2 separate regions of the Homo sapiens genome follow, and region 1 is linked to region 2. Evidence: read pairs that join two places in POLR2A ChIA-PET (ENCODE). Cell type or tissue: GM12878. All regions are shown on one strand. Links, peaks and the distances in the headings refer to the core of each region. The heading gives the core; the rest is flanking DNA.

The links. Peaks named below come from ENCODE experiments on the same cell type or tissue, not always from the same donor. Only the 100,000 strongest peaks of a DNase experiment are listed, where the experiment ranks them.
Region 1: POLR2A ChIA-PET joins it to region 2 with 6 read pairs; 2 of 35 experiments call an interaction of 5 or more read pairs at or near these places.

Annotation. Positions count from the first base shown.
Region 1 is chr2:37,849,448-37,853,842 of GRCh38, reverse strand. The region is part of intron 2 of PIRAT1 (PU.1 (SPI1) induced regulator of S100A8 and S100A9 alarmin transcription 1); the gene reads left to right. Among named protein-coding and RNA genes, the nearest start is that of PIRAT1, 24 kb to the left of the region's middle. RefSeq lists a silencer at 110-159. In GM12878, for the core only: a CTCF peak has its summit at 1,831; DNase peaks (open chromatin) are centred at 1,287, 1,782 and 2,182; H3K4me3 peaks cover 330 bases; H3K27ac peaks cover 2,077 bases.
Region 2 is chr2:37,547,730-37,552,124 of GRCh38, reverse strand. No RefSeq gene overlaps it. Among named protein-coding and RNA genes, the nearest start is that of LINC03063, 13 kb to the left of the region's middle. In GM12878, for the core only: no CTCF peak of the experiment used is centred there; a DNase peak (open chromatin) is centred at 2,333; H3K4me3 peaks cover 539 bases; H3K27ac peaks cover 2,789 bases.

The DNA of each region.
Region 1 (4,395 bases), core at 150-4,149, 300 kb before region 2:
ACAGTGTCCACACAGTGCAGTAATCCCTCACTTTATCCACTCATTTGTTCAACTCATATTTCATATGCTTAGTTTTCTACAGGCACTGGTAGTTAAAAAATGAGTAAAGTGGCCGGGCGCGGTGGCTCATGCCTGTACTCCCAGCACTTTGGGAGGCAGAGGCGGGCTGATAACGAGATCAGAAGACCGAGACTATCCTGGTTAACATGGTGAAACCCCATCTCTACTAAAAATAGAAAAAATTAGCCAGGCGTGGTGGCAGGCACCTGTAGTCCCAGCTACTCAGGAGGCTGAGGCAGGAGAATGGCGTGAACCCAGGAGGCGGAGCTTGCAGTGAGCCAAGATTGCGCCACTGCACTCCAGCCTGGGCAACAGAGGGAGACTCCTCTCAAAAAAAAAAAAAAAAAAAAGAGTAAAGCACCATTCCTCTCCTCCATGAGCTCATATTTGCCAGGCCTATTTTTCTACAAAGTTTATTTTGAGCATCTACAAAATCAGCAAGTGTGCCTCATCTTTCACTAGGCTCATGACTCTTGTGGGTTTTTGTGAACATGCAGTTTCTCAGTCGGCAGGTCTGGCGTGGGCCTGCGGCTTTGCATCAGAAATGTAATGCTGTGGGTCCTGGCTCACTTTGAGGAGCAAAGATCTGCTCTTCAGAGGCAGGTTTGGGTTTTTTGTTTGTCTGTTTGTTTGCGTTTTAGAGATGGAGGTCTCGCTCTGTCACCCAGGCTGAAGGGCAGTGGCATGATCTCAGATCACTGTAGCCTCGACCTCCTGGGCTCAAGCGATCCTCCTGCCTCAGCCTCCTGAGTGGCTGGGGTCACAGACATGTGCCACCACACCTGGCTAACTTTTTAAAAAAATTTTTGTAGAGACAAGTTCTCACTATGTTGGCCAGGCTGGCCTTGAACTCTTGGGCCTAAGTGATCCTCCCACCTTGGCCTCCCAAAGTGTTGGGATTACAGGCTGGAGCCACTGGACCCCGCCCAAAGGCAGTTTCTACTTGGGTCTCTCTAAGTCAGTCCCACCATGTCCTCTCCCATTGGACATACCTGGAGGATGCTTCTAAAGGGACCAATGCCATGAGAAATGACTTTGCTTACTAAATGGCCTTCTGGATTCAGTGCTTCTGAGAAACCATCTTGGACTAGATGGGGCCTCTTGGGAGCCCAGCCATGGGTGCATAGGGGGCTTTCTGAGCCCTTTCTCTAGATTCCACAAGGGTTCCACATGTCACTGCCTTCACTTCACTGTCACAGAAGTGGCTTTATGGTGCTTTGTCTGTGGAAAGTACTTAGCTCTGGAAAACCACACTTGTTCATGTGAAACCTGACTAATGACAGGAACTGGACATGAGCTGGCCATTGAATTTGCTCAGGATGGTAGGATTTTCACCAGGGAGCATCCCAATGGAATCCATTCGTTTTGCTGGGCCAAAGTCAACAGGAAAATGAGAAAATTTTCCCAAATTAGGGCACAGCCCTTTCCCAATGCTGTTGAGGTGACTGCCCACCACTATGTTTAAATGCAACTTCCTTTTTGTTTTTTCAGTTTGCAGTTACTACTGATACTGCTAAATTATAGTTTGTGTACATGCACGTTTTATTCCACATGTGTAGGTGTCAGACATTTCACTAACCCAACATTTGGTGTATCTGCTGGCACATTGAGACTAAGAACTGGGAGGATACACAGTACAGGGGAATGGTTGACGTTAATTCATAGGTTGCTTTGTTTCTGTCTCAGTAAGGAAACAGGCTGCTATAGTAACACATTTTTGGGGTTTTATCTCATGGGGAAAGCAGAAAATTGCCTGTGTGAATAGCTCCACCCAGTAATTATTCACAGAACTTCAGGTATTGAAACTCACCATTTCTGTGGTTTATATTAATGGCTTCTGTAAAGTTAAAAAAAAATTAAAATACATTTCACTTTCACTCTGCCAAAGCAAGCAAACAGCCACAGGAAGGACCAAACTAAGTAGATAATTTATTTCAGATTCTTTAAATAAGGGAAAAGAACATGCAAGTCAAGGCCCTGGAACCTTCAGGAACAAGATTTACCACATTTAAGTGGTACAAATTTAAAGGCACTGGAAATACAAGAGGGAGAAAACAGAGAGGGGCCTGACCTCGGGTAATGTAACAGGGGCAGCATGGAGATAAGAAACAACTTGACAAGTAAGTTAATTACTAAGCTCACGTCCTGATTAGGACTGCGGAGGAAATAACAGGAAATGTACTAAAGAATAAAACAGGACACCACCTTCTTTGGGTAGGGTGGCCAAGACAGACCTCCCTGAGAAAGTGACATTTAAGCTGTGACCGGTAGGAGGAAAAAGAACAAGAGGGCATGTTCTCTTTCTCTAGCAATGTAGTTAATGTCTACAAAAGGGTAGAATAGATAATTTACTACTTCTCTGGCTAAGCCAACTTCCCACCTACTTCTCGGTGCCAGGGAACTAACATTTAAGGGTTTTGTGCAGGAGCTTTCTTAACCTGCAGTGCTGTGAGATGGGTTGATCTTCAGAATAGGAAGGCAGTTCAGGAGGTTAAAGAATTTGGCCAGGGTTGTACAGAGAGTATAACAGGCAGGCTTGGTTGAGAAATGCGCCACATCAGGAAAAGACAAGCACCGACTGCTTTTATATTTCCAAATAATGAATATCAACAGTTTTGACCAGTGTCTACCTTAGACACACTAGCTGGAGGGGAAAATGTAAAACTGAGTTTTAACAGTATCTCAGGCGCAGTGGCTCACGCCTGTAATCCCAGCACTTTGGGAGGCCGAGGGGGGTGGGTCATTTTAGGTCAGGAGCTGAAGACAAGCCTGGCCAACATGGTGGAACCCCATCTCTAATAAAAATACAAAAATTAGCCAGACGTGGTGGCAGTTGCCTGTAATCCAGCTACTTGGAATGCTGAGGCAGGAGAATTGCTTGAACCCAGGAGGCGGCGATTGCAGTGAGCTAAGATTGCGCCACTGCACTCCAGCCTGGGCAACAGAGCAAGACTCTGTCTCAAAAATTAAATAAATAAATAAAAAATAAAATAAAATAAATAAAAAGGTATCTCAGTGCATCAAATACATTTAGCATGACTCAGTGATTTGTAGTCTTGTCTGATTGTTACAGTGTTGGTCTCATCTCTCTCCATCCTATCTATGTCTTAGGCCTAGCAACACTGATGTTGGTGCCTGGGGCAGGTGATAGAGGAAGGAGTTACCTGTGTGTTTGCCTGTTTGTCAGTGGTGGGCAGATTGTCTTGGCTCAGTCTCCTCTTCTGTTGTTTGACCCACAGAAAATGTGCTACCTCTTGGTTGCATAGGTGGGCTTTCCTCTGGGTTCGTGGATTGGTTCTTTGGCTGGTAGTGGTGAAGGAGGGAACTCACTGAAGCACCTGTCCACCCTCACTGCACATGTGAAGTCCGCCCCTCAGTCCATTTCACCACCGTCTCTTTTCACCATCCTTGATGGATGGGTTTTGGAGTGACCATATCATGATGGCCTAGGTCTCAGCTACTTTCTACACTATTTTCTTGATTGACCTACATGGAGAAAGTTTCTATCTTTGTTCCTCCATTGAGTGGTAAGAAGCCAAGCTGTCTTCCCTGACCCCTCAACCTCCCATTCACCCTTTCTGCTCCACTTTCTCCCATACCCTTGCATCATCAGGCTATCTGTCAGTTCAGTGGTTTAGTGCTCAGCTGAGCCAGGACCTGACTAAGATGGGAGGTTGAGGGAAGTGGTGGTGGTGGTGGGGTGGGGTGGGGCAAGTCAGGAGTCACTGATTGCACAGGAAGGGAACTTTCTATTCTTTTCTCTCATTTCCTTAATAAAGACGAGAGAGAAGTCATCATAAAGGTGCTGTTGGTTCACTCCCTCTTAGAAACTCTGTGGCACGGTGTGGCACCTTCTGTTCTTAGCTATGAGCAATCTTTCCAACCTTGCATTGGGTTGGATTGGTGGAGGGAAGGGGGCTCCCCAATCTGTACCTCACATTCTTATGTTCTAGAAAGTAGGTGGCAAAGCCAGGATTTAAATCCAGGCTATGTGGCCCCAAAGCCCATGACCTTTTCTCTACGTAGCGCCATCTCCGCTATGTACTATATTTTAGAGTGGAGCATGCTTTGAAAAAAAATTAAATTTCCAAGCCAAGAAAAAGAGTACAAGGGAGTGTGGGGATGGGGGTGAGGTGGGTGGATATTTTTTAAGTCTTTGCACAAAATTTAGGTAGAAGAAACCAAAAGGGGTGGGTATGAAGGATGTGAAGTTAAAATATCTAAATTTCTGAAACAAATACTATGAGTTTTGCCTGGGAAACATGTACTAATCACTTCCTCAAGTGAATGAAAGCTTGGCCATATCCTACTTCTACTCATGGTAGATGGCTCCAG
Region 2 (4,395 bases), core at 117-4,116:
AGGATGGTGTAAACATATCTATGTCTCAGCTTCAAAGGAGGCTGGGGAAGCAAGTATCTGCCACGGTTAGCTTCAGCAGTGGGAAAGCATCTCAATGTGCCATAAGATATCACAGATAGGAAATTCCCGAAACAAAGGAATGCATTTCTGATGCTGAGCAGGCAAAATAATGACATATGCCTATTGCAGAGTGTTTCCAGACTAAAGCTTCATCAAAACATTTTGAGATGTCATGCCTACAACATTTGTGATTTGGTCACCCTAATTTCCTTTTCACTAGCTTGCTGATGAAATAGAAATTGAGGCAGCAGCAATACCATAATCCATCGAACTTAGCATGCCATCAATTGCAAGTCATGCCATTATTTTCTGCATCACTAAAGAAATGCTGCCAAGTGTCCTATGATTTGTTAAAGGAAGAAGAAAACTCTCATGCAAACTTAAAGTAAGCACATCAAAGATTTTATTCAACTTGCTAATTATTAAGAGAACAAGCATAATATTAAACGAGTCCAAATGGGATTTGAGAAGTTGGGTGTATATATAGGTGATTTACTAGATTGTTGGGTTAAATTTGAAGAAAACAAAGCAAAAATCTGATTAATATCAGACAAAGCTATAGCCATATCATTGGGCTTATCCATTTCATGGGATAGAAATGATTTGCATTTCTACTGGACTAAATCTACAATCTAAACTCTACCTCTATAAAATTATAAAATAGCCAAATAGAAAATCAAACCTAGCACTGCACTAAAAATAAATCTCTCTTGTCTATTTCCAAGTTTGGGATAATATTTTGATAGCCTCGATGTTTTCATATTGCTTAAAGCTCTTTTGGGCTTATTTAGAATAGACTTTTAGCATATATCATGCTAAAACATACACTAAATAGAGAATTCTACATATCTACATTCAAAGTCTTATAATTTATTTTTCAACTCAGAATCATTAAAGTTTATAATTTTTCTGTGTATTTCTGTTCCTCATGCTATCAAGAGCATTGGTGATGCATTTCTTCTGAGGATTCCTCTCTTTTCTCTGGAATTTTCTTCCAAGAAGCTGACACCCATTCTGCAACTTTTGATGCTGGAACATCCTTGATTTTTTTCAGGTGTCAACAGAAGATTACAAGGCAAGGCCAACACTCACATTCCTTTCTCAAATGGTCTTAAATGTTTGGGGTTTTTTCGCACCTGTGGAGAGCTTATCCTTTAAATGGCTAAGTTTATGAATGTGCAGGCAATGACAACCACACCATTACTGCTTTCTGGCTGGCAGAGACCATAAGACACCATCAACTGTGAAGAGACATTCCAGTTTGAGAGCTGAGCTGCTATGGTGTAAAACGTGTGTTAGAATTGATGAACTATAGATAGTTGTAGATAGATAGATCTAAATATGTAGATAGGTTATGGTTTGACTTCGTATTACGTGAGTGGATTTTTCTTACCTGTGCAGGTATCAAAATATAGTGCCAGATGAGGCAGAGATTGCTAAATATTCCCAAGATACGTTTTCCCCTTCTTCGTTTTAATAAGGGAGCACTCTTCCCACTGGATTTTAGCAGGACAGTTGCTACCCAGCTAAATGTACATTTCACAGCATCCCTTGCATGAAGGGGTGGCCTTATAACTAAATTTTGGCAAACAGATAGAAGCAGAAGAGATATGTGCAACTTTCACATCTCATTTTTCAAAGAAAGCTTTCACTCCCCACTTCTTTTTTTGCCATTTCCTGTGTGTGTGAGCTGGAATAGAGACTTGGTGCTCCACAGAGGTGGTGAGGGGAGGATGCAATAGAAGAAATTATGTGACTGGATTAACCCATGGGGAAAAGCTTCCACTTGCCTTATTGCACAGGAGAGGAATATATTGTTTGAGTCAGCAGCCCAGCCCATACCCTACATTAATACATGAGGTCCTAGAGGGATGGTGGCTTTTCTAGAATAGTTTGACTTATCTTCTTGACTCAAAGGAAGGGACTCGGTAATTTTAGACTGAGGCAGAGCTGAGGATTTCTGGTGATTAGAAGTCCATACAACTTCACAGACCAAGTCAGCTCAAACTTGAAGTCAATTCAACTTAACCTGAATAATTCTTAAGCCCACCAGCTGTTAGTGCTGGAGAAAGGTTTTGTTTTGTTTTGTTTTGTTGTTTTGTTTTGTTTTACATTTGTCCTCAATTTTACCATTCCAATGGGCACATGCCATGTGATAGGAGCCCCAGGAAGGGCTTATACTTACTAGTCCTCAATTTTCAGTTCTCATGGTCAAAGCAGGCAAGAACTCAAGTCAGGCTATGGAAAGGAGAAGCAGTCAGCGAGAAACGAGAGTTGAGAAGGACTCCTCTGATAATGAAAACAGATCATTATAGAGCTGCAATTCATCCTCTAACTCACCCGGCACACAGCTGCCGTCCAGGGTGGCTGAAGGAAACATGGACAGTCAGCCCACCATGAATTGAGCTAAGATGCCCAATGGCTCACAAATAGGATCTGCAGGAGAACCTCAAGTCACCAGTGGGAGACCTTATTCACCACAGGGGACCCAGATGGGTCATGTGGAAATAGGACACACACACACACAACTCCTATTCAAGACAAGTTTTCTACTGAAATATAGAAATCAATTGGCCATGTATCTGGCCAAATAATTTCTCTTTTAGCTGTATGTCCTAGAGGAAATCTCGCATGTGTGTTCAGGGTCATGTAGATAAATATGTTCACTGTACCTTTGCTTATAACAGTAACAATGATAATTACAAATAATCTAATTGTCCATCAAAAGGGAACACTTAAACAAAATTTGGAATATTAATACAATAGATTACTACATAGAAGTTAAAATGAATGAGGTTTTTTAATTAACAAAGATCTCAAAAGCATGGCAACGAGTAAAAATAAATTTGCAGAACAAAACACATAGCATATAACTTATATAAATAAATGATATGTACGGTTTGCTGGTTAATTAATGCATAGTTAAAAAAATAAAGGATACATAGCAACTTCATGACAGTAATTACCTTCAGGAAGAGGTATATGACGCGGTTTGGGATGAACAAAGAGATTTCAACTTTCTCTATAATGTTATATTCCTTTTATTTTGAACATTGGGAGAAAATGGGAAAATATGCTACATTTGGTCATTCTGAGTAGTAGTGGGTAATTGGTACAACAGTGCCTGCTATGTTACTTTCTGCATTGTTTAGTTCTTTCAAAGCTTTTTAGAAAAGAAAGTTAAGTAAAGGAGGTAAGATTGGGGAGTATGTGTGAAGAAGGAGAATTTCAGCTTTTGCTCTGATATTTTTGTAATAGGATGTTGAATGGGATGTAACTGCTATTTTAAAATCCATAACTTAGGCCTAAAGCTGAGTAAGTACCAAGAAGTGCTAACGACCTTACTTTCTACAGAGAACAATCAACTTTGAAGGTCCAGATTCATCCTCTAGGGTATACAGAGAGGCAGATCGGCCCCACCTCAGTTTGCCCCTCATCTCTACCCAGCAGATAATGAGAGAAGCTCGAGCAAGTGGCAGATGGCTTGGGGGAAGTGCTGAGGCTGTCCCCTCCCTTGTCCTTCAGCCTTCATCACCCAGGAAATGTGATGGGGGTTTGGACTGGGAGAACCTGCCAGAACTGGAAACTGGCATCTCAGTCTGCTTGAGCACTGAACTTGGAGATACTGAGCCCATCCCAAGTGTGGCAGAGGAGAATTAGAGGGGAGGCACAGGAGGACTCTGGCATTTTTTCCTTTCTCAGCTGGGCTCAGTTCTCTGTTGCTGCCCCAGCAGCTCTTCTCCCTTGGATTCTTTTCCTCTTGTTCCTGGTTACAAATCGCAGCCAACTGGCTCCCAGAACCCTTTGCCCTGTTCAAAGACACAGGTCCTTTCCATTAACTAGTATTGGTGATATGGTTTGGCTGTGTCCCCACCCAAATCTCATCTTGAATTCCCACGTGTTGTGGGAGGGACTTGGTGGGAGGTAATTGAATCATGGGGGCAAGCCTTTCCCATGCTATTCTCATGATAGTGAATAAGTCTCATGAGATCTGATGGTTTTAAAAAGAGGAGTTCCTCTGCACAAGCTCTCTTTTCTCTTGTCTGCTGCCATGTGAAACGTGTCTTTCACCTTCCACCATGACTGTGAGGCCTTCCCAGCCACATGGAACCATAAGTCCAATAAATCTCCTTCTTTTGTAAATTGCCAGTCTCGGGAATGTCTTTATCAGCAGCATGAAAACGGACTAAAATGGTAAATTGGTACCAGTAGAGTGGGGCACTGCTGAAAAGATGCCCAAAAATGTGGGAGTGACTTTGGAACTGGGTAACAGGCAGAGACTGGAACAGTTTGGAGGGCTCAGAAGACAGGAAAATGTGGGAAAGTTTGGAACTT